Regions from separate parts of the Homo sapiens genome. Here regions 1, 2 and 4 are each linked to region 3. The links are chromatin contacts, found by Hi-C or POLR2A ChIA-PET in ENCODE. All regions are on one chromosome and are shown on one strand. The core of a region is the stretch at or near the end of the contact, and the rest is flanking DNA. Distances in the headings are between cores, read along the strand shown.

What was found. A loop is a pair of places that touch in the nucleus more often than their neighbours do. ChIA-PET counts read pairs that join two places held with the same protein, here RNA polymerase II (POLR2A). Pooled maps may share reads with other maps.
Region 1: a loop to region 3 is called in a map with no recorded cell type, with 3 times the contacts of the local background. The contact joins the promoter of WFDC2 here to the promoter of ADA in region 3. A Hi-C loop is called at or near these places in 2 of 37 single-sample maps with no recorded cell type.
Region 2: a map with no recorded cell type shows a loop between it and region 3 (6-fold over the local background). The contact joins the enhancer-like site here to the promoter of ADA in region 3. A Hi-C loop is called at or near these places in 8 of 37 single-sample maps with no recorded cell type and 8 of 50 pooled maps.
Region 4: a loop to region 3 is called in a pooled map, with 7 times the contacts of the local background. The contact joins the promoter of MYBL2 here to the promoter of ADA in region 3. A Hi-C loop is called at or near these places in 1 of 37 single-sample maps with no recorded cell type and 7 of 50 pooled maps. POLR2A ChIA-PET finds 5 or more read pairs at or near these places in 3 of 52 experiments (A549, B cell and SK-N-SH).

What each region holds. Positions count from the first base shown.
Region 1 is chr20:45,465,128-45,471,911 of GRCh38, reverse strand. WFDC2 (WAP four-disulfide core domain 2) reads right to left here and starts at 2,159. Exons shown (of 4, transcript NM_006103.4): 1 at 2,052-2,159; 2 at 1,380-1,523. The coding sequence starts at 2,130. RefSeq lists silencers at 1,235-1,284, 1,305-1,494.
Region 2 is chr20:43,749,077-43,755,626 of GRCh38, reverse strand. The region is part of intron 1 of LOC101927200 (a long non-coding RNA gene); the gene reads right to left. Among named protein-coding and RNA genes, the nearest start is that of GTSF1L, 25 kb to the right of the region's middle. RefSeq lists enhancers at 3,125-3,204, 3,705-3,774, 3,965-4,164 and a silencer at 5,604-5,763. Within about 2 kb of position 2,959, at least 3 of the 41 ENCODE cell types and tissues checked have a DNase peak (open chromatin) inside an H3K27ac peak, as active enhancers do.
Region 3 is chr20:44,650,185-44,656,100 of GRCh38, reverse strand. It overlaps ADA (adenosine deaminase), which reads left to right and starts at 4,402. Exons shown (of 12, transcript NM_000022.4): 1 at 4,402-4,526. The coding sequence starts at 4,494. RefSeq lists a silencer at 4,204-4,593 and enhancers at 3,630-4,613, 4,844-4,953.
Region 4 is chr20:43,662,532-43,668,363 of GRCh38, reverse strand. MYBL2 (MYB proto-oncogene like 2) reads right to left here and starts at 1,250. Exons shown (of 14, transcript NM_002466.4): 1 at 1,061-1,250. The coding sequence starts at 1,080. RefSeq lists enhancers at 345-394, 1,161-1,455 and silencers at 1,045-1,424, 1,161-1,455.

The DNA of each region.
Region 1 (6,784 bases), core at 910-3,409, 820 kb before region 3:
TTGGAATTATTCCCATCTTAGAGCAGAGGCTCAGAGAGGTAAACAACATGCTCAGGATCACATAACTAGAAAATGGCAGAACTAGGATTCAAACCTCCAGGCTGCCTCCCTGGCTCAGGAGGCCATCTGACCTTGTCCCTCTTCCTGCCTCAGTCTGTCCATCTGAGATAAGGGAACAAATTCTTCATCCATCAAACAGCAAAGACTCCCTCCTTTGCTCCTCCACCTCTCTCATCTGGCTGCTGCCTGCTTTCTCTCCAAATCTTCCTCTCTCCTTCTGGTCCTCCTCTCCCTGGCCCAGAGGAGGGGACTCATGACCTTGAAGCTGCCCTTGGTGGGCTGCCAGTCCCCCTCCACTTACCACCTCCCTGCTGATCGGTGTCTTGGGTCACCGTATTACAAACCTTCCCAGCCTGTGCTGGCATCTTCAAGGAAATAACAGAGAGGAAAAGTCACAGGGGCTGTATTCTGGATAAAGAACATCATTACAGTACCTTGGTTCTCTCCAGGTCCTATCCCTGCCTCTAATCCTCAGCATTTTCCTCTGGAGAACGGAAAGCTGAGATTCCATGCTGTTTAAGCCACCCCCTGTTCTGATAGCCTGGTGGAGACTGCAGCTCCAGCAAGCACCTTTGAGAGAGTCCCCAGCTCGCGCTCACTCAATCCTTAGAGTGGAAGAGATTGACTGAAAGACGACGAAGGGCGATACAGTGTCCAGGGAGGATTCCTCACTTTCTTCGAATCACTCAGCCAGTTGGCCTGAAAGGCAAAAGCTGAACCCTCACTATGACTCCAGCAGCCATGGGATGGCGGTGTGACCTTGGGCAAGAACATTTTTTTCTCACCGATGCTCCCTTACACATCTTTAAGATGAGCGGGGCATTTTCCTAAATCTGTAAAGTTCCTTTCCGCCTGGACAGAGGAATTGGGGAAAATCTTGCCAGGCCAGGCTCTCCCAGTCTTTCCCCAGGGCTGGGGGAGGCCCCCAGGGAGGGACTCCAAGAGGAGAGGTGAGCGCCCCAGGCTCCGGGCTTTCCCGCAGGGCAGGCTTCGGCCGGTTCGAGAAGGAAACTGCGGCCCCGGGTCCCCAGGCCGCGGGGAACAATGTCCCGGCTGTGCGTGCCCGGAAGCCCGTCATGCACCAGAGACTCGAATCCCAGCTAGGGGTGGGGACCCCCCCTTGGCTGCGTTTCAACGACGCCTTTGTCTACCCCTGGGCCGTGCGAGGGAGAGGACTGACGGATCTGGTTTCAACCGCCTTGACTTTCCCGGGGGTCCCCGGGTCCGGGGGCGCCCCTGTTCCCGGAACCCGGGCCCTCCCACCTCCTCCCAGCCCAGCGCGGCCCCGCCCCGTTCCCGCTCGGCCGCCGTGGGGTTACCATTGGGCAGAGAGCAGAAGGTGGCACAGCCCGCGCTGCAGCACTTGAGGTTGTCGGCGCATTCGCTGTCCGAGACGCACTCTTGCGTGCAGTTCTGGTCAGCCTGGAGCTCGGGGCACACGCCAGTCTTCTCTGCTCCTGTGCCTGGGAGGGGAGGCCCGGGACAGTCGAGGGTGGGGCGTAGCGCCAGCCCCAGAGGATGCCCACCTCCTGCTCCAAACCTTAACCCCAAGGAATTCTCAGTCTCTGGCCCTAGGAGTCCCCTTACAGCCCCCAGAGACTCCTTCTTCCAGACCAGGAGTCCCTGACCCCTGGGAGTACGAGAGCTCCCTAACCCTTGGCGTCGGGGCCCTCAGATCTCAGCCCTAGGGGACGCCGCACAGCTGAGCGTCTCGGAGCTTCCGAGGTCGAGGCAGAGCAGCCCCCACCCCCAGCCCACTGCAGCCACGGAGTGTCCGCGTTCAGCACAGAATCCTCCCAAATTGCAGCCATCAGTGGTCTCTCCACCTCCAGCACATTGGACCCCACACCCTAGGCTCCAAGGGTCCCCGCCACTTCCGCCCCCGGAATTCCCACTTCCCCAGCCTCCAGAGGCTACGCCTCCGCCTGGCTCCATCCTGGCGCTCGTGGCTCGGCCCCTCTAGGCGCCGGGCCTCTCCCCGCCCCACTCACCTGAGACTAGGGTGAAGCCGAACAGCAGCAGGCTGAGGAGGAGGGCGGCGGCTAGCGGGCCTAGGCGACAAGCAGGCATGGTGCTATGCCCGGGCGGGGTGCAGGTGTGAGCCGATGCTCAGGTGCGGGGATTTAACCGCGCGCGCGGGAGGGGGCGTGGGGTAGGGGTGGAGCCGAGCGGGGAAGGGGAGGGTGGAGGGCTTTGCGGGCACCGCGGGCGGGCTGCCACATGAGGTCATTTCACAATCCCCCAGGATCAGGTATCACTCTTGGCCCCGGTGGGAACCAGGAACTTAAGCAGCTTCCAGGACGGGACCAGCTACGGCCGGACCCTTGTCCACGCCTCCCTCCTGACCTCCCTCCTGGGGCCTGAGGGCCAAGGCTCAGGGCTCCTGGGTTTCTATTCCAAGACTCCGAGGTTTCTCCAGAGTGTCCCCAGTGGGCGGTTGAGGAGGATAAGGCAGGGCCCGCAGGGAGGCAGTAGAGCATGCGGGTTAAAGGGTTCGATTTGGGGTCAGCCAGATGAGAGGGCAGATCCCTCTTGATGGAGGGCTAGGGTAGTGATACAGAGCACATAGTAGGGGCTACAGAAATAGCACTTATTATTAATAAACAAACCCTCCTCATCAGAAACAGGCCCAGGAAGGTGAAGCACCTAGCAGTCTCAAGCCGTTTGGGTGTGTGTTTCTGTCTCCCTCTCTTTGTCCTACCGGCCCCTGATCAGGGCTGACTGTGCCAGGCTCTGTGCTCCTTGTCTCAAGGAATTGTCGCCGGTCCTCTGACCGGGGAGTTACTGTTATCAGCTGTATATGACAAAGGAACTGAGTGTTTAGGGATTTAGGACCGCACCTCCACCACAAGGTCCCCTGCAAAGCTGTACAAATAAGGTTTTGAACCCAGGTCTCTCCCTCCAGGCCCTTGTTTTTTCCATTCCGTCGTAAATATTCACTGGGTGCCTACTGTGTGACATATGCAGGGCAAGACGCTTGGTGAAGAGAAAGTCGTCAAAAGGGGCCCTCCAGCACTGGTCTTGAAGGGGTGACAGGGTCTGGGGTCTGACTCCCACCTCCACCACTTCCCACCTGAGGGCCCTGGAATGAATCCTTTCCTGGATCTGAGCTGCCACATCATCAGTGAAAATGACACCTATATGGGACTTCAGTGAGAACACAAATGCAACGTTCCTGCCACGGAACAACCATGTACTCACTGGGAGCATTGAGAGTAGATCCACACTGATTGACACAGGGACTCCAGGCCTGACCCATGATAGGTACTGGATACATGGCCATGAGTGCTCCACAGATAAGTGTCTCCTGTGACGAAGGAGACCAATAAGTATAAATGAAGCTTTAGAATCCAGGGGGTTAAGTGCCAAAACAGAGTTACCCAGGGAGTTAGACAAGAAGTGCTTCCTGCTCCAATGATCTGAGGTTCTAGAAGCCCCAGGAGGTCTTTGCTGCTGGAGGCTAGAGGGGCCCTGGGGCAGTGAACACTGGGATGATAGTGACAGGTGAGTAGGGTTTGGTGATGTGAGTACATCTGGCCACTGTCCCCAAAATGGATGCTGAGAACACCTCCCCCAGCTTCTCATGCTCAACTTGGGGACTGGGGACGTTATTGGGAGGGGCCAGGGCTATTTACTCTGAGCTCAGTCAACAATGAGGGCAGGAGCCAGGTGGGAACACAGCCCATAACAGGCTAGTGAAACCCAGTCTAGGGCACAAAGAGAACACTGGGGTGAGCAGCCAGTTTTTAGCCCGTGGACCCAGCTGGCTACTGTACATTCAGCCCCAGGCACTGCTGCCAACAGCTTTCTTCCGGGCCCTATTCAGCTCCCTGGGCCAGGAAACTGCCCAGCCTTGCTCCTCCCAGGCCCTTATGAGCACCCTATTGATTGGCTCTCTCTTACAGGAATACAGACTGAGGGAGAGTGGCAGGGCCAGGCAGAAGGATGGGGAAGGAATTTTCATCAGTCAATGGCATCAGATGTTTAGCTTTTGTGGTGCCAAGTTCCGTGCTAGGTATAGTTATAGATATTCTCTTTACATCATTTAAAAGGGCAGAGGCTTTAGAACCAAATGCATCCATGCCCAATCAGGGACAATGCATCCATGGCCACTTTCTGGCTATGTGACTTAGAGAAACACTTCATGTTTTGGGCCTGCATCTTCTTCCTGCATAAACTGTGTATCATCCTAACAGTCTTGGATGATTATTATAAGGGTTTTATAAGATTATTATAAGGGTTAAAGGAAAAAGCATAAATCAGAGGTTGCAAATCTGGCTAGAGCACATACATTATTAACTACACAGTATGTTTTAAATTTTTAAATTAGTTGCCAAGATTTAAAAGTAGCGAATTTCATATAAAAATAAACCTCTAGCTTCTCTTGGAAAAAGTAAAAGATCTGGCAACACAGTCCTGCAATCTTAGATATAACAACCATCAGCTAGAGCAGCAGGTCTCAAAATTGAGCATGCGTCAGAATCATTTTTTTTGTTGTTTTTGTTTTTTTGAGACTGAGTTTTGCTCTGTCCCCCAGGCTTCCCTCCCCTCCCCTCCCCTCCCATCTCCTCCCCTTCCCTTCCCTTCCCCTGCCTCCTGGGTTCAAGCGATTCTCCTGCCTCAGTCTCCCAAGTAGCTGCGATTACAGGCGCCACTACACCCGGCTAATTTTTGTATTTTTAGTAGGGACGGGGTTTCACCATGTTGGCCAGGTTGGTCTCGAACTCCTGACCTCAGGTGATCTGCCCGCCTTGGCCTCTCAAAGTGCTGGGATTACAGGTGTGAGCCACAGTGCCCAGCCTAAGCATGCATCAGAATCACTTGGAAGGCTTATTAAAATACAGATTGCAGGATCCCCATCCCCAGAGTTTTGATTAGTAGGTCTGGAACCTGAGAATTTGCATTTCTAACAGGTTTCCAGGTGATGCCAATGCTGCAGGGCTAGGGACCATACTTTGAAAACCAGAACCTAAGTACAGCTACTCTTTTTCTATGAGGGAAGCATTCCCTCCAGTTTCCCATAATCCCCACCACCACCATCCTCCCTCTCTGCAACTAGTTCCATTCACAGTGCTCACCTGACCCCAGGAGGACATTTAAATTTGTGACCTCTGGAGTGGGCACATAGTAAGTGTTTGGTGAAAGATAGCTTATATGTATTTAGCAATCTTATGGATTAAGTATTATTACTCCCATTTTACACGTTAAGAAACTGAGATTCAGCTAAGCAAAGTGACTTGCTGGAGGAAACACAGCCAGTAAATCAGAGGGAAGACTCTTGCCAAATTACTTGTGTTGTCCCAGTTATTTCAATATTATACACATTCACACAGATCTATCTGAGGTTAACGTAGATGATGCATCCAAAGTTTTGGACTTGACTTCATGAGTGTAAAAAAATATATATCAGGGAAGAGGAGGAAGAAAAGAAGCAGAAAGGAAAGAAGGAAAAGTTTATAGTGGTAGATGATGTCAATTAGCTGTAGACATGCCCACTCTAAAATGACTGTAAACAAGTTAACGGTGAAGATTTAAGAAGTTTCCAGGAACAAAAAAGGTGCCTTTAACCATGCAATGGGCCTCTCCTTTTAGACTTTTGGACTCAGTCAAACTTCCTTTCATTCCATGGAAACCTCTCTCTTTGGATATATTGACTATTTTGTTTTGTCACCTAGCATTCATTTGTCCTTTTTCTGATAAATCACCCTGAGTTTGCTTTGGAGGAAATAACTTCCTCCAGACCAAGACAGGTGGGGCCAGGGAGACTGTCAATTAATGTGTCTGCCCTACCCCCAGGCAGAGTGGCCAATCAAATACTGTTCCTAGAACTGTAATCTTGAGCAATGAATGATAAAAGACCTGAAAATTTATGGAGCTAACTCAGAGGTGTCCTGGGAAGAACTCAGTTCTGACTTTACCATTCTTTCCAAGCTGTGTTCTTTTAGCCTTTCCTTCAGTTCTGAGAGCTAAACTGAATCAATTAGTGCTATTGGGTGCAAGCAGTAAAATTCAACTCTGGCTAACTTAGAGATATTATTAGGAAAGGAGAATGGATGCCGACTACATCCCATTTTTATAAATTTCTTCTCTGTTTACAACAGCCAGAGTTGGTTTCTGTTGCTAGTAACCAAAGAGATCTTACTCCCTATACCAGTGTAACCACCAAGTTCCTCATTTCCAAATCCAGTGGACTTCTCTCAGCTCTCATTCTCTTCTAACTCACAGTTAAGATCCTTGTGGCATACATGCAATAATGTTCAAACCAAATCCTCATTAAAAAAAAAAAATACACATGGTCTCTGCACAAAAACCCATGAAAAGCAGAGCTTGTCTATTTGAAGTGGCTCAGGTCCAGCCCTAAACCAAATAATCTTCCTAGAACAGTGCACTTGTCGAGTTAATTCCTTGACTGTAAATTCTACTGGATCTTCACTGCCTTCAGGATAAAGGCTGAACTCCTTAGCCTGCCTTTTTGACTGATACCAACTTTTATTTCCAGCTACATTACTTACTTCATGCTGCACAAACCTTCCCTGGGCTCATTGTCTCATCAAACATTCCTTGATCAAGCTCACCCCAAGAGTCTTCTTTATCAACAGCTGAGACTTGAATGATGTGTAACATCTATCTACAACATCATCTGGGGCTGAGCATTACCAAAAAAGGTTAAAGCAAGTCCAAAGATCCTAAGGCAGGAAGAAGCCTGATGAATGCCAAGAAGAGT
Region 2 (6,550 bases), core at 1,710-4,209, 900 kb after region 3:
GAGGCTCAGATCCACCATTGGAATGCCTTCAATGTACACGCAACACAGAAACCGGAAAGTGTGACTCAGGAAACTGTCAGTGAGGCTCCTGCCATGAGCAAAGATACTTACCATAGAAAGCTCCGTTTATTCCTTTTGAGATGGAGTCTCACTCTGTTGCCCAGGCTGGAGTGCAGTGGTACGATCTTGGTTCACTGCAAGCTCCACCGCCCGAGTTCAAGCAATTTTCCCATCTCAGCCTCCCGAGTACCTGGTATTACAGGCGTGCCCCACTATGCCCAGCTAATTTTTGTATTTTTAGTAGAGACGAGGTTTCACCGTATTGTTCAGGCTGGTCTCAAACTCCTGACCTCAGGTGATCCACCTGACTCGGCCTCCCAAAGTGCTGGGGTTACAGGCGTGAGCCACCGTGCCCAACCTCAGTTTATTCCTTTATTGATCCTTCATTCAATTCAACCAATGTCACTGATGTGGTCAGGCACTAGGCTTGACTCTAAGGATGTAGCAGGGAGAGGAGCAGAGATGCGGCTTTTGTGGAGCTTATATTCTAGTGGGGAAAGAATCAACAAATACATGTCAGGAGGAGATATAATAAAATTAAGAGGGAAAAAGAATAAAGAGTGAAGGAAGTTGATATTTTATTGCAGGAAGCTGATATTTTAGGTAGAGTGGTCAAGAAGAGCCTCTCTGGGATGGAGAGAATGGAGCAGAAACCGGAAGGAGGGGAGAGAGGGAGACTCATGGGTATCTGGGGCAAGAGCTCTCCAGGTAGAGGGAAAAGCAAGTGCAAAAGCCACACAGCAGAAATGTGCCTGAAGGAATAGCGCGGAGGCCAGAGAGGCTGGAACGAAGTGAGCAAAAGCAGAACAGCAGGAGATGAGCCCAGAGAAGAACCAGGGCAGACCCAGTGAGGTCACGGAGGCCCTGGTAAGAACTTGGGCTTTGACTCCTGGTGGAAGGGAAACCATCGGAGGGCCTCGAGCAGAGACTTTGCCATCTGACTCAAGCCTTAACAGATCCCGCAGCATAGAGAGTCACCTACAAGGTGAGCAAGTTTGGAGGAGGAAAGGAGCGCGGAGGCTTCTGTTTCTGTCATAACCCACGTTGTTGGCTAGTGGCTTGAATAAAAGTGGCAAAGTGGAAGTGGTGAGAGGAGCTCCGATTTGGGATATCATTTGAAAAACCAGAGGCCGAGCTTGGTGGCGCACACCTCTAGTCCCAGCTACGTGAGAGGAAGATATTGTTTGGATCTGTGTCCCCGCCTAAATAGCATGTTGAATTGTAATCCCTGGGGTTGGAGGTGGGGCCTGGTGGGAGGTGACTAGATCATGAGGGTGGTCCTTCACAAATGGTTTAACGACATCCCCTTGGTACTGTTATTGTTGTGTGAGTGAGTGAGTTATTGCAAGATCTGGTTGTTTAAAAATGTGTAGCAGGCCGGGTGCGGTGGCTCACGCCTGTAATCCCAGCACTTTGGGAGGCCCAGGCAAGCAGATCACGAGGTCAGGAGATCAAGAACATCCTGGCTAACACGGTGAAACCCCGTCTCTACTACAAAAATACAAAAAATTAGCCGGGCGTGGTGGTGTGCGCCTGTAGTCCCAGCTACTTGGGAGGCTGAGGCAGGAGAATGGCGTGAACCCAGGAGGCGGAACTTGCAGTGAGCTGAGATCACGCCACTGCACTCCAGCCTGGGTGACAGAGCAAGACTCTGCCTCAAAAAAAAAAAAAAAAAAGAGTGTGTAGCAGTGCCCCATTTTCCACTCACTCCTACTCTGGCCATGCGATGCGTGTGCTTCTCCTTCACCTTCTACCATGACTGGAAGCTTTCTGAGGCCTCCTCAGAAGCCAAGCAGATGCCAGCATCTGTATTGCCTGCAGAATCATGTGGCAATTAAACCTCTTTTCTTTATAAATTACCCAGTCTCAGGTATTTCTTTACAGCAGTGCGAGAACAGATGAATACAGAGGATCTCTGGAGCCCAGGAGTTCGAGCCCAGGAGTAAGCCGTGGTCACACCACTGTACTCCAGCCTAGGCAACAGAGTAAGACCCTGTCTCTATAAAACTGTAATAATAATGATTTGAAAAATCATATTCATGTGTCTAGGGGATGGATCTTCAGATCCATCCCTAGAGGGTATCAAGGGTTGAGCAAGAACGTTTACTTGTGTCAAGCCATTTATATTTATTTTAGTGTAACTTAAAATTATGCCTTATATTCTTAAATACATTACTGATGATAATTAATGGTGGCTTATGTTCAATTTCAGTTCTGTTCTCATCTTGATAAGAATAACCAGTCAGGTGGCCAGGCACAGTGGCTCACGCCTGTAATCTCATCACTTTGGGAGGCCAAGGTGGGTGGATCACTTGAGGCCATGAGTTCAAGACCAGCCTGGCCAACATAGCAAAACCCCATCCCTACTAAAATGCAAAAGTTAGCTGGCACAGTGGTGCATGCCTGTAGTTCAAGCTACTCAGGAGGCTGAGGTGGGGGGATGGCTTGAGCCCAGGAGGCAGAGCAATCACACCACTGCACGGCAGCCTGGGCAACCGAGCTAGACCCTGTCTTAAGAAAAGAAAAGAAAAAAAAAGAATAACCAGTCAGGGCACTATAATCTCACATGGGTAACTGACCTGTAGCCAACCCCGCTATTTGGAGTGAAGTTCAGGTCCAGACACAAGCACTTACATACTTGATGTCAGACATCCAAGGCAGGCGGTAGACGTGGGATGCTCAGGAGGATACGCCCCATGTGGCATCTGATCAAGTCTGGCTTAGGTGTAAGGACAACGTTCAGGACAAAAACTATGCCTTTCCCATTTTACCATTGAAGATGTCTTAGACAACCAATAAAGTGGACGGTGTAGGACCACAGCCCTGCACAGCGACGTTCTTGCATCACTCGGCTCAACCACAGGAAGTCTCACACCACTGAGTCTGACCACAGGAACGGGCAAATGAAAAGTCATGCAGCTATATGGGCAATGGAACTTCCCTGCCTCCAGTTCCTGGCCAGGAAGTGGGGGCTGGGTGGAGAAATCTGGAAGCTGCCTGCTTACCTACCAGGTCTCCACTCTGTTTTGCTATGAAGCCTCTAAGCCTTGATACCTGTTAATGGATGTATTTGTTGTGAGAAATAAATGAGATGGTGGGGTCAGTTTCCAAAGTTAACGACAGTTTGAATCAAACAGGCTTGGGCACACATGCCACCTCTGCCCCTTGCTCCCTGTGTGGCCTTGGGAAAATTACTTAGACCCTCTGCCCCTCAGAGGTGGGAATAATGTGAGAAGGAAATGAGTGCCTGCACTTGGCCCTCAGAAAGCCCCAATCCACGTTCAGCCCTGATACCAGCTTCACGAATGTTCCCTTGTAAGTCCCAGAGACAGGACTTCCTGAAGGGTCCAGGTGCCTTCAGGCCCCCTTGGGTCTGTGAGTACTGGACCACATGCATCCCCAGATTAGACCTCAAGGACTTGGAATCCCCACATCGGGCCACAGTGGATTTATGCATCTCCAGACAGGACCAAGGGACTCACGCATCCCCAGATTAAACCACTGACCCACAGGGCAAGGAACTAGGGTGGTTTGTTCTCAGTGGAGTCTGGAGAAGGAGATTTCGAGTCGCTAGACTTCATTGGTGGGGGCAGCAAATGGGGAGTGAAATAAACCAACACTCTTGGGGAACTCTAAAATGCTCAAAAGGAAACTAAAACCCAGGAGCTGAAGGTAACATCCAAAGTCACACCACCAGCAAAGGCCATAGAACAACAAAACTAGAGAAGTTCTTGGAGAGCATCTGGTCTAGCCCTTCATTTTCCAGATGAGGAAACTAAGGCCCAAAGAAAGGAGGAAGTTAACCTAAGCCACATGGTCCACTTGTGGCAAAGCCATCCCTCAGACTCAGATCCCAGATTTGAGGTCTGGCGTCCCCTCAATTCCCCAACACCAGCACCCACGTTGCACACCCTTCACCATCTAGCAGAGATCTCCCCAGGGCTGCCATGAGCTGCCCCATGACACTCCAAGGAGCTGGTACGAAACATTTTGTTTTGCACCTTGCCTGTGGTGACAGCTGCGTTAAACCGAATGTTCACAGTCATTATGCTCAGAAACTGAGCAAGAGTTCCATCTATTGGGGTTTCAGAATGAATCAGATTTCCAAACTCTCCTCTCTCCACCTCAGCGCATGTCTGTATATGGTAACCTTTCAAAAGTGAGTCTAATAATTAGTCATCTTGGCCTAGTTCAAGACAACAGTATGTTCTCCAATTTCACTTTGTTTTCAACAAGACAGCGATGCCAACGGTAATGTTCACTGTGGTTAAACACACTTCTCAGCTGGTCCCTGCAGGTGGCCAAGACAGCTCTGGTCCCCGCAGTTGCCCAGTGCTTCCCCACAGCTCTCTAACCAGGCTGTACCCTCTGCCCAGATCCACCCCCACCCCCAATATTGACACCAACTGTGTACCAGGCACTACATTAGATGCTTTGGGCTCATCATTACATGTTATCCTCTTTGCAAGATAGATGGTTCTCTTGTTGCCCCATTTGAAGATGGGAAATTTGAGAACCTGAGGGTACTGGTCCTTGTCTACTGCCCACACCCCAGGTCTAGCCAGTCCCTCTCTTCCTTCCTGCTCCAACCACACTCTTCTGCCAAGGCAGTGAGCTCATTTCCACCTCAGGGCCTTTGCACATGAGTTTCCTCTGTCTGAAACACTCTTCCCTCTGACTCCACCTGGTTCACTCCTTCTCACCCTCAGATCTCAATTCAAGCATAATTTCCTAAGGGAAGAATCCTTCACATCCTCAGGTTCCTAGAGCTCTTTTCATCCACACAGCACCCTATGAATCCCTCCTCCTTCAAGGCAGCTCCTATAAATTGTAATTTTATTTTAAATTTTTTGTAAAGATGGGGTCTTGCTATATCGCCCAGGCTGGTCTTGAACTCCTGGCCTCAAGCAACCCTCCCACCTTGGCCTCCCAAAGTGTTGCAATTACAAGTGTGAGCCACTGCGCTCAGCCTAACATGTAATTTTATATTTGAGGGATTATTTGCTGCTATCTGGCTCCTCCACACAGGCATGAATTCTAGGAGGGCAGGGACGCTGTCTGTGTTGCTCACCACTATATCTCCACACACAGAAGGGACACATGGTAAGGGTTTAGTTATCATATATTTATGGATGATGGATGGATGGGTGGTCAAATGGAGGGTGCGTAGATGCAAAATGCTTAACGAAGAATTTGCCACCCATCCAAGTAAGAGGTGGGCCCAAATGCAAGCCCAGGCTTCCGACCGGCAATCCCTCTCGGTGTGTGTGATAATCCTCCGCACACACACACACATCACCCCCAAACTCTGACCCTGGGAGACAGTGCCCACCTCCCTGGAGCAGTGTTCTCAAAACTCCCCTGACCAGCACCCCACTGTCCAAACCCCCTAGCTCCCACGCCACACACCTGGAGCTTCAGGGATGCTGATTCTGTAGGTCCAGGAAGGCCCCAAACTCTACACTGTTAACAAGCACCCAGGTAATTTAGAAGGGAGTGTGTCCCAGAGCTCGTTTGAGGATCTCTGGACTAAGATGAGTCCAGGCAAACCCGAATCCCCAGGGAGAGCCGCCCAGCGCCACCCCAGCCGCCCGCGTGGGAAGTGGCCGGGAGCCGCAAGCCGGGGCCGTGCTGCCCTCTGGTGGTGCATAGCGGCACTGCAGCCTCTGGGCTCCCTGAAGGAACACCGGCCGCCGGCGCCCCAAGGGCTGTGGTGTCCCGGTGGCCCACGTCGGCCTAGGTCAGCGCACCTGGATTCCAGTCCCTGACCCTCCAGAGACCTCCCCAAGACTTTTTTTTTCTTCATAAATGGAAGATAATCAACGTTTCCCAAACTTCAGTTCTTTGGGTACCACCTTCATCATCTTGCCCATCTCATTTATACATGCTATTCTTTACTTAATTTTTCTCTGAATTGCCGGGTGTGGTGGTGGCTGTCTCCTGTAGTCCCAGCTATTCAGAAGGCTGAGGCAGGAGGATGGATCGCTTGAGCCCAAGAGTTGGAGGCTGCAGGGAGCTATGATCACCCACTGCACTTCAACTTGGGCAACAGAGCGAGACCCTGTCTCAAAAAAAAATTTTTAATAAACGTATTTATGTATTATAATTCATGTTAAGAGAGAAATGAATACCCACAGTAAACAGAGGTGGATTTCACTTGCCATAAATGGTGGGCTGGGGGAGAGGAGGGGACATGGTGGGGAGGGGATGAAAACAAAACCAGGATTACCAAGATTTTCATAAATAAAAAGACTGTCATTTTACAAACAAAACAAACAAGGGCTTTCCTAAGTGGTGAAACTATAAAGAACAGCAAAGAAATTAGCGTTATAAAAATTAGGATAGCCAGGCACAGTGGCTCACGCCTGTAAATCCCAGCACTTTGGGAGGCCGAGGTGGGCGGATCACTTGAGGTCAGAATATTGAGACCTGCCTGACCAACATGGTGAAACCCTGTCTCTACTAAAAATACAAAAATTAGCCCAGTGTA
Region 3 (5,916 bases), core at 3,153-5,652:
GTGAGCTGGGATTGCACCACTGCACTCCACCCTGGGCGACAGAGTGAGACTCTGTCTCAAAATCAATCAATCAATCAATAGGCAAGAGGGAATCTGGAATGGGGAGGGTATGGAGAGGTGGGCCAGGAGGACTGACAGGAGATGTGGCCTTGGTAGAGAGACACAGTCAGCCCAGTGACTGTGCACCGAGGGAAAGGGGGAATGAATATCCTGACCTCTCTCCTCTCATCTGCTGTTCTCCTGCTGGTGCTCCCTGTTGACAAAACCCAACCAGAGCCAGAGGGCAGGAGAGCCCATTGGTCTCACCCACAGCAGCATGGCTGCCGGACACAGAGGAGCAGAGCAGCGTGCAGAAGGGTGGAGAGTGCACCTGCAGGGGCAAACAGAAGAACTGCATCACGCAGCCTGGCCCTTTGGATCTGACCCATTTGGAATGCAGAATTTTGATAGTCTAGGATCTGGGTAAAGGGTTTTCCAGGTGTCAGGATGGAAGTGACTAAGGTGCAGAGGCTGGAGGGCTGGGGCAGGTAGAAGCAAGCATTCCTGTTACCTACTGCTGTGTGACAATCTCCCCCTAAAACACAATGGCTTAAAATAACATCCATTTCATTACATATCTCAATACTATAGGTCAGGAATTTGGGCTGGGCTTACTTGGGTAATTCTTCTGTCCCACATGGCATTGACCAAAGCCTGGTTTTCAGTGGGCAGCTGGGCTGGATGGCCCAACACAGCTTCGCTAACATGATTGCTGTCTTCGTAGGGATGGTGGAAGCCTGGGCTCAGTGGGACTGTCAACTGGAATGGCCATATGTGGACTCTCTTAGCATGATGGTCTCTTCTAGAAGCTTGGGTTCCCAGAGAGAATGTTCAAGAGGCCCCAAAGGACACCACAAAGCTTCTTTATGACCAAGGCTCGGAAATCCAGGAAGCTTGCTCCCATCACGCTCTATTACTCCAACAAGTCACTCAGGCCAGCCCAGGTCCAAGAGGAGGAAACCTAGACTCCATCTTGCAATGTGAAGAATTGCAAATAATTTGTGTCACCCTTAAGCAACCAGCAACTCATCTAGGTTGATTGGCATTTCAGCAATGTGGTGGGAAGTGGTGGGACTGATGTTGAAGAGGGACTTGAATGTCATGAGAGGCTGGGGAGGCAATAAGGTGGGGAGTGAAGTTTCTCGAGTCAGATTCAAATTTAAACCCCAGTTTTGCCACTTACAACCCATGAGCCAAGCAGGCTGTCTCTCTATCTGAACCTCAGTGTCCTCATCTGTAAAATGAGGAGAACACCTCCTACATCTGAGGATGACTGTAAAGATGAAATGGGATGGGTGCTTATAAAGTGCTTCCCAGTGTACCTGGCTCCAAACCTGTCTCAGTAAATGGCAGCCCCTATTATTGAACCCGAGTAACACAGAGAGCCAAGAAAGGATCTTACAAAAAACTCCCCTGGCTTTGACAATGTATGAGACCCACTGATAGGGTTTGGCTTTGTGTCCTCACCCAAATCTCATCTAGTAGCTCCCATAATTCCTACATGTTGTGGGAGAGACTCGGCGGGAGATAATTGAATCATGGGGGATGGTCTTTCCCATGCTGTTCTTGTGATAGTAAATAAGTCTCACAAGATCTGATGGTTTTAAAAATGGGAGTTTCCCTGCAGGCGCTCTCTCTTTGTCTACTGCCATCCATGTAAGACGTGACTTGCTCCTCCTTTGCCTTCTGCCATGATTGCAAGGCCTCCCCACCATTGTGGAACTGTAAGTCTATTAAAGCCTCTTTCTTTTGTAAATTACCCAGTCTCAGGTATGTCTTTTTTTTTTTTTTCATGAGATGGAGTTTCGCTCTTGTTGCCCAGGCTGGAATGCAATGGTGTAATCTTGGCTCACCACAACCTCCACCTCCCAGGTTCAAGCGATTCTCCTGCCTCAGCCTCCCGAGTAGCTGGGATTACAGTCATACACCACCACGCCTGGCTAATTTTGTATTTTTTTTTTTTTTTTTAGTAGAGACGGGGTTTCACCATGTTGGTCAGGCTGGTCTCAAACTCCCGACCTCAGGTGATCCTCCTGCCTTGGCCTCCCAAAGTCCTGGGATTACAGGCATGAACCACTGCGCCCAGGCTCGGGTATGTCTTCATCAGTAGCATGAAAATAATGGACTAATACAGCCACCCTCTCCCTCACTCCCACATACAACCAAACCCCAAATCCAGCTGATTTTACACCCTAAATGCAGCTTGAATATGAGTTTCTCCACTTCCCCCACTGACATCACTATGCCCTACCCAGACCATGGCAGTTGCCTCCTTCCTGGTATCCTGTCCTCCCTCACCCCCGCTGGCCCCCTGTAATGCCCTCCCCTCACAGCAGGGAGCCCAGGCTTCTCAAAGTGCCCTGTGGGTGCGAACCACCTGGGGGTCCTGTTTGTATAAAATACAGATTCTACTTCAGTAGGTCTGGGATGGGGTCTGAAAGTCTGCATTTGTAGTCAGCTCCCAGGTGATGTGGGTGCTGATGATCCCTGGATCACACTTTCAGTAGCTGGAGAATATTTTTTCCAAATAAAAGGGTGATTTTGTCTCGCCTCCACTTAAAACACTCCACTGACTTCCTAGGAATCCCACACCATCGCTGGGTCCCACATCCCTGGCAGGATTCAGCTCCCATCAGACCTTCTAGCCCCTTGCTCTCCACTCTCCCACTCTCTCTTTCCCCCTTGTTTATGGGTTTGTTAATTTATTTATGATGAAATGAAATGAAGCTACCATCCACCCCAGTACTGGAACATTATCAATAACCTGTGTGTGGCCAGGCGTGGTGGCTCATGCCTGTAATCACGCCTTGGGAAGCCGAGGTGGGTGGATCATGTGAGGTCAGGTGTTCGAGACCAGCCTGGCCAACATGGTGAAACCCCGTCTCTACTACAAATCCAAAACTTAGCAGGGCACGGTGCCACGCGCCTGTAATCCCAGCTACTCGGGACGCTGAGGCCGAGAACTGCTTAAAATCCAGGAGGTGGAGGTTGCAGTGAGCCGAGATTTCGCCACTGCACTCCAGCCTGGGCGACAGAGCAAGAGTCCATCTCAAAAAAACAAAAACAAAAACAAAAAAACAAAAAACAAAAATTAGCCAGGCGTGGTTGTGGGCGCCTATAATCCCAGCTACTCGGGAGGCTGAGACAGGAAAATCGCTTGAAACGCTGGGGGTGCGGGGGAGCGGTGGGGAGGAGGCGGGCCAGAGGGGCAGAGGTTGCAGTGAGCCCAGATCGCGCCACTTCACTGCAGCCTCCGCGAAAGAGCGAAACTCCGTCTCAGTAAATAAATAAATAAATAAATAAATAAATAAATAAATAAATAAATAACCTGTACCCGCGTGTTATTTCCCTCCGTCCTTACCTCCTCCCGGCTCCTTCCCTTTCACCTGAGATAACCACTCTTCTCGTATCTATGCTCATCTTTCCCTTGCTTTACATTTTTTCCACCGATGCATGTGTCTAAACATACATACTTTTGGTTTTGCTTTTACACATTCTAAAAGTTGCACCATTGTATGCAGTTTTCCGCAACTTAGTTTTTTTCACTCAACATTGTTTCTGAGACATTGTTTCTGTTGTTGTCTGGCTGAAGTTCATTCCGTTTCACTGCTGTCTAACGTTTCATGGTGTGAATATTCCGGTTTATTTGCCCACTCGCCCGTGGAGGGGCATTTGAGGGTGTTTCCAATGTTCCTGTTATTCGGAATAGCGCTGGTGTGAACATTCTGCACAGGTCTCTGGCTGCGCCTGGGCGGGTTTCTTAAAGGTGAATGCCCAGGAGGGGACTGTCTGTGTTCTCCCTCCCTCCGAGCTCCAGCCTTCCTCGCCTCCTTTCACTCCCAGCTCCCTGGAGTCTCTCACGTAGAATGTCCTCTCCACCCCCACCCACCCCTGATGAACTCCTGCAGGTTCTGCAGGCCACGGCTGGCCCCCCTCGAAAGTTCCTTAACTATACAATTATGGTGTGTGTTTCTGCGACGAGCGTCCGTCTATCCGGTGGAAGGCACGCCGCTCGAGGCTTGCGATGCTCCCGGGGTCCCCGCTTCTAGCTTGGGCCTGGCGCACAGCAGCGCCCAGACTGCAGGGGGACGCTTGAAAGTTGCTGGAGGAGCCGGGGGGAAGGCAGCGCCCAGCGAGGCGGCTGGAGCGCGCGCCCACAGGTGGGTCCGGTCGGGCGCCGCGGGGCCGTAGTTTTCGGGTCGGCGGGCGAGGACGCCGGGTCCAGAATTCCAGGAAATGCGCGATCCAGGCCGGCGGGCGGGGCGGGGGCTCCGGCGAGAGGGCGGGCCCCGGGAACGGCGGCGGGCGGGGCGGGAGGCGGGGCCCGGCCCGTTAAGAAGAGCGTGGCCGGCCGCGGCCACCGCTGGCCCCAGGGAAAGCCGAGCGGCCACCGAGCCGGCAGAGACCCACCGAGCGGCGGCGGAGGGAGCAGCGCCGGGGCGCACGAGGGCACCATGGCCCAGACGCCCGCCTTCGACAAGCCCAAAGTGAGCGCGCGCGGGGGCTCCGGGGACGGGGGTCCGGCGCCTGGGCGGCCCGAGGGGCTTAGCGGGGCCCAGCCCGGGGCGTCCAAACCCTGGGAACGAACGGGGGCTCCTGCAGGCGAGTTCTTCCTTCGGCTTAGGCCGTGGCTTGCTTGCGGGCTAATCAGGGACAATGGGGCAGAGAAGGTCCAGAACCCGGAGGCCTCCAGAGTCTGCTTCTGCCCCTGACTTGACCCCTCTGGGTCTCAGTTTCGCTGTCTGTCAAGTGGGCATCCTAGCACCGCTGAGCGCTGTGTGGGCCTGGGCAGGGACTTGAGGTCTCTGAAGCTCAGCTGTATGATCAGGCCCGATGTCTACGCCGGATAGGCACCTAGTGCTGTGCCCGGCGCCTACTGAGTGCTCAGTGAATGGAAGCAGCTTTGTACGCCAGCGTTATGGTGGTGAGCGCCAAGGAGCTCAGGTTTGTGGATGCGCCCCGGGGAAGAACCGTGAGCCCTGCCAGAAAGGGGAGGGAGGGGAGCAGAGCACCCCCCTTCCCCCGCGCGGGAAGAACAGGAGCTAGGTAGGCCCTGGGTTTGGGGCCCTAGCAGGGTTCACTCGAGGCCAAGCCATGGCCACTGGCCCCAGGGGAGAATCCCCTTGTTTCTCCGCCCACCAGCTGTGGCGTCTTGGGACTGTTGGGGTCAGGGAGGGTCTGGACCCCCTTGGCCTGTCGCAGAGTCCGAGAGGAGGGGCCCAGGAGTCTGCCAAGCAGGGTGAGTCAGCCAGTAGGGTGTGAGAGTGGTTGGGGAAGGAGTCAGCTGCAGTCAGCCTCAACTTACCCTTCTAAGAAATAGGTGTGAGTGGCCCAGGAGGTTGGCTCACGCCTGTAATCCCAGCACTTTGTGAGGCTGAGGCGGGAGGATCATTTGAGTCCAGGAGTTTGAGACTAGCCTGGACAACAAAACTAGACCCCGTCTCTCCAAAAAATAAAAAAAGTTAGGGGAAGTGTGTGTGGTGGTGCACTCCCGTAGTCCCAGCTACTCAGGAGGCTGAGGCGGGAGGATCGCTTGAGCCCAGGAGGTTGAGGCTGCAGTGAGGTGTGATGGTGCCACTGCACTTCAGCCTGGGAGACAGAGCGAGACCCTGTCTCAAAAAAAAGAGAAGAAAAAGAAAAGAAAAGAAATAGGTGTGAATGATGATGACAGCTATCACAAAAGTGCCGGTGAGAATCCAGTGAGTGTGCATGTGTCAGTGAGGGAGACAGGCTGTGGAGAGCCCACCTACCTTCTGAGGAGGGTGAGGCCTGGCCCCCACTACTGATGCCCCCAGCCCAGGGAAAATGCTCAGCTACTCCCCGTCAGAAGCTGGAAGCACTGAGGTGCTGTACAAGCCCTCCTACCCCCACCCCTGC
Region 4 (5,832 bases), core at 1-2,500, 980 kb after region 3:
CCCGACGTGGTGACACGTGCCTGAAGTCCCAGCTACTCGGGAAGCTGAGGCAGGAGAATCGCTTGAACCTGGGAGGCGGAGGTTGCAGTGAGCCAAGATCGCGCCACTGCACTCCAGCCTGGGCATCAGAGCGAGACTCCTTCTCAAAAAAAAAAAAAAAAAAAAAAAAGAGGGAACGAAGGTTATCTGAGCTGCAGCGATCCAGGCAGGGAAGAGGTCAGGACCCCACTGTCCTGTCTCCCAGGCAGGCTGAAAAGCTTGGAGCTCAGGCCCCAGGCGCACAGGTGTAAGACAGGGATCTGGAGCCACAGACCTGGCTCCGGGCTCAGCTCTGCCACTTAAGTCTCTGGGGAAATAAGTAAAATGGAGACCGCAGTTCCTGCCTTTGCCCCAGGGACTCTCTCTCTCCCCCGCACCTTCAACCCCAGCTGCCCAAAACTCCTCGTGGGAACAGGAAGAGAGGTCTCAAACCGAACCAAGCTGGGGCGCGGAACCCAGGTGGGAGAGACAAAAGAGCCCCCAACTCAGCACCCTTCTCAGTCCAGGGGAGAGGGCTTGGGGGACTCTGTGCTCCCCGGAATGTTAAGGAGCAAAGCCCACCCACCAAGTTGACCCAAAACTAGGCTGCAACAAGTGCCTCCCAGGCTCGGTCTCCCACTGGCTGGGACTTGAAGACTCCCTCTCGCTCCCAGGGGTCGCCTCCCTCGCCGGCGAAGGCCCTGCCAGCTGACACCGGCCGGCCCACCCCCATCCCGCAATTAGGCGGGAGACAAAATGACATCATGCACGGCTTGGCCCGGGTCCCAAGAGACCCGCCCGTCCCAGCTCCGAGGCCCAACAGGCCTGGGGAGCCGCGAGGGACGCCCAAGAGCCCCCCAGCTTTACGCGCGCCCCTGCCTCAGAGGGCCCAGGACGCAGCATTTCCGCGGAAACACCCCACCCCCAACACACACACACACCCCAGCTTGGTGGGAGCCTGGGGAGGGTCGGGGGTATCTGGGTGGGGGAGGGGTGAGTTAAAGGGAGGGGGAGGGGCCCAAGCCCTCCCGGCTCGTCTCACCAGCGCGTCCGCCGAGACATCCCCCCGGCCCGGACCGCGCCGCGCTCGCCCGCCCGCCGGCAGAGCCCGGAGCGGGAGCCGGGCCGGGGTCAGGACCCGGGCTGCTCCGGCCGCTCCGGGCCCCGGGCCGCGCTCGAAGGCGTCAGCGTGTCAGCAGGTCCCGCGCTCCTCGCTCGCAGGAACTGCAGTCGCCGCCGGCGCGGGTTGAAGCACTTTTCTATCTCCCGCCAAGCGCGTCGGCGCCGCCCAGTCCTGGCGCGCGGGCGCCGGGGGAGGGGCCTGAGTGAGGGGCGGAGCCAGGGGGCGGGGCGGGGCGGGGCCTGCGGGGCGGCACCTGCCCAGACCCTCCAGGGCCGGCTGCAGGACAGGGGCGGCGGCCGCTACTTCGGAGTTGTGGAGCGGGCCGGGATGTGACCGAGGCCTGGCTCACGTGTCAGTCCGGGGCGGCCCAGGAGTATCCCACATAGCGAAGACCGAGGAAGGGGAGCGAGGCGCGAGCATGGGAGAGCCAGCCAGGGAAAGCGCCAGGGCGGAATCCCCCACGCTAGTCCAAGCCACTACTGGGTCCCTAGAGCCGCACCCTAAAGCGGCTCCTCACCCTACCTGTGCCTCTCCCTGCTTCCTCTCCTGCCTCCAAGAGACCCTCCTTAATAGACTTTATTTTTTGTTGTTCATTTTTCTTAGAGGCAGGGTCTTGCTCTGTCGCCCAGGCTGGAGTGCAGTTTCGCGATCATAGCTCACTGCAACCTCCACCTCCTAGGCTCAAGCGATCCTCCTACCTCAACTCACGGGTAGCTAAGACCAGGCACTCGCCACTACACCCGGCTGATTTTTTTTTTTTTTTTTTTTGAGACGGTGTCTCGCTTTGTCGCCAGGCTGGAGTGCAGTGGCGCGATCTTGACTCACTGCAACCTCCACCTCCCGGGTTCAAGCGACTCCCCCGCCTCAGCCTCCCAAGTAGCTGGAACTACAGGCGCACACCACCACGCCCGGCAATTTTTTTTTTTTTTTTTTTTTTTTTTTAGTATTTTAGTAGAGACGAGGTTTCACCATGTTGGCCAGGATGGTATAGGTCTCCTGACCTCGTGATCCGCCCGCCTCGGCCTCCCAAAGTGCTGGAATTACAGGAGTGAGCCACTGCGCTTTTTTTTTTTTTTTTAAGAGAAGGGGGTGTCTTGCTATGTTGCTGTTGCCTAGACTGGTCTAGAAACTCCTGGGCTCAAGAGATCCTGCCGCTTTGTCCTCCCAAAGTGCTGGGATTGCAGGCGTGAGCTCTTTCCAGAATTTAAAACCATCCTCCTCTCCCTCAGGGTAAATTCCTTACTCCACAATCACATTTATCTGATCTTCCAGACCACCACCCAGCCCTGGCCAAAAGAAACGGCCTCTTTGCCTTTGCCTGAGCCATTACCCAGGGCAGGAACACTTCCTGCCCCTCCCACGTGGCTGATTCCTATTTAATTTGGGGTCCACTGCCCACAATCTGCCTGTAGACTTCTGCATTTCCCCCTTTGAACTGGGAGCATCCTGAGGTCCAGGTGGCCTCTCAATGCACACCAGTATCTCCAGGGCCCAGTAGAAGACCTGACATAAGAAGCCCCAGGCAAAGGTTTGTTGCATTGAATTGTTTACCTTGGGTTTAAACTCCCAGAGATTAGCCCAGATTTAGTGGCTCATGCCAGTAATCCTAGCAGTTTGGGAGGCCGAGGTGGGAGAACTGATTCAGTCCAAAAGTTTGAGACCAGCCTGGGGATCAGAGTGAGACCCTGTCTTTACAAAAAATTAAGAAATTACCTGGCTGTGGTGGTGAATGCCTGTAATCCCAGCTACTTGGGAAGCAGAGGCAGGAGGATTGCTTGAGCCCAGGAGTTCGAGGGGCTCAAGCCCTTGTCATCCCGCCACTGCACTCCAGCCTGGGCGACAGACAGTGAGACTGTCTTTCCTTGAGATTTAGCAAAGGTTTTCTATATTAGATTGACATTTACCAAGTACCAAGGATCAAGTCACACTGGACTTCCTGGGAGCAGTGCTGAGAGGAAGATAAATGAGCTCTGAGACAGGACGCTGAAGAAACCAAATCAAACCCCAGCCTTTTAGCCCCTGTTCAGGCCTCAGAGCCCCCTTCCAGAAGCTGCTGGCCACCTGGGGACAGTCCAGCCACCAGCTGCTGCAAACTTCACTTACCACAGAAGGAAGACTAACTCACATCTTAAGTGCTAGAAGCTTCCACATCACTTAATTCAGGGTTTCTCCCGCCCACTCCCCTTATAAAGTAATTAATGTGGACATGCCCACTTCATTGAAAGCACAGCCTCCACAGCCAAACTTCCTGGGGTTTGAGTCCCAGCTCCACCATTCAGTTGCGGTATCTTAGGCAAATTACTTAACTTTTTTTTTTTTTTTAGACCAAGTCTTGCTTTATTGCCCAGACTGGAGTGCAGTGGTGTGATCTTGGCTCACTGCAACCCCCACTTCCCGGATTCAAATGATTCTCCCACCTCAGCCTCTCGAGTAGCTAGGACTACAGGAATGCGCCAGCATGCCTGGCTATTTTTTGTATTTTTGTAGAGATGGGTTTTCATCATGTTGGCCAGGCTGGTCTTGAACTTCTGACCTCAGGTGATCTACCCGACTCAGACTCCCAAAGTGCTGGGATTACAGGCATGAGCCATCATGCCCAGCCAATTACCTAACTCTTCTGTGCCTCAGTTTTCTCACCTGGAAAAATGGGATTTATCAAAATTTTAGATAGTTTTTAAACTATCAGCCTCCCAAGTAACTGGGGTTACAGGAGCACGCCGCCATGCCCAGCTAATATTTCCAGCCAGCATTCTGTTTATAAATTGTAACTCATTTAATCCTTGTAACAACTCTATGAGGTAGATACTGGGATTATCCTCTTTTAGCAGATGGGAAAACTGAGGCACAGACTTCCCCAAGGTCACAGTGCTAGTAAATGGCAGAGCAGGGATTCAAACCTGGCCTGTCTAGTTCTAGAGTCTATGCTCTTAATCACTATACTTTGTAGGTAATTATAGGATTAAATAAATTAATATGTGTAAAGCACCAAAAACAGTTCCTGGCACATAATGAGAGCTATATTGGCCGGGCACAGTGGCTCATGCCTGTAATCCCAGCAGTTTGGGAAGCTGAGGCGAGTGAGTCACCTAAGGTCAGGAGTTTGAGACCAGCTTGGCCAACATGGTGAAACCCCATCTCTACTAAAAATATAAAATATTAGCCGGGCGTGGCGGCATGCACCTGTAACTCCAGCTACTCAGGAGGCTGAGGCAGGAGAATCACTTGAACCTGGAGGCGGAGGTTGCAGTGAGCTGAGATCGTGCCACTGCACTCCAGCCTTGGCAACAGAGCAAGACTCCGTCTCAATAACCCCAGCCTCCCGAGTAGCTGGGGTTACAGAAGCACTCCGCCACGCCTGGCTAATTTTTTGTATTTTAATAGAGATCGGGGTTTCACCATGTTCCCCAGGCTGGTCTCAAACTCCTGATCTCAGGCAATCCACCCACCTCGGCCTCCCAAAGTGCTAGGATTACAGGCGTGAGCCACCGCGCCCAGCAAAAAAAGAACTATATTACTGTTAGCTATTATTACTACTGTAATTCTTCAGCTGCCCTCACTCTTATCCTTTGAGGTCCACACATTAGTCATCCCATTTCAGGGAGAGGCAGGACCTGACAGCTTGGGCAAGGTATCTGCCCAAAGCAAGAGGCAGGGAACAGCTGCAGAGTGCACTTGCAACCTGGAACTGGGGCCAGTTAACCAATGCCCCAGAGCCAAAGAAGCCTGGAGTCAGTGCTGTGAGTCAGGCAGCAGGGAGATCACCCTAGTGCCAGATGGAATCTGATGATCTCCACACATTTCCTCTCCAGTTATCATCATACCAACAGATATCCCCTGGAGAGAGGATTCCCAGTGTCCCGAGTGAAACCACACCTGGGAGTGGTCCCTGGACTCTGGACTAGTAACATACAGAATTTATCTCTGCTGGGAAACTTTTCCTGAACACGCCCTCCTTGGACAGGGAGGCTCCAGGTATTTGGTTATTCCACAATTTGCCCCAACCCCCAGGCCTGACCCTGTGTTGGGAAGATAAGGGTCAAATCAATTTATTAAATGCTCAGGGCTCAGCACCAGCTTGGACACCAAACACTAATTGATGATAAGTAGAATCACATGGCCCTTCTGGCTGGAGTCTTCCCCCTCCACCTCCAGAGCATCCTCCTTATCATTCTTGTCCTCATCACACTTCCTCCACCATTTTATTTCTCTCTCAAGAGAAAGGACAGCCTGTGCACATTTTAAGCTTCAGACCTTTACTATAGCTTGGCTTCTGGTAGGTACTCATGGAAGGGGTTCTACACATTCCATTTAAATTGAGTGGATGCAATGTTACAAAGCTAACATTTGGGCTGGAGAGTTAGAAAGGCTTGGACCTCAAGTGAGAAAGCTGGGAATGCTAGAGTTTGAATTGTATCTCATAAAATATGGGTCATCAAAAGAGATTCAGGCTGGGCACAGTGGTCATGCCCGTAATCCCAGCACTTTAGAAGGCCAAGGCAGGCAAATTACTTTGAGGTCAGGACTTTGAGACCAGCCTGGCCAACATGGTGAAACCCCATATCTACTAAAAATACAAAAATTACCTGGGCATGGTGGCACAAACCTGCAGTCTCAGCTACTCAGGAGGATGAGGCATGAGAATCACTTGAACCCAGGAGGAGGAGGTTGCCGTGAGCCCAAACTGTGCCACT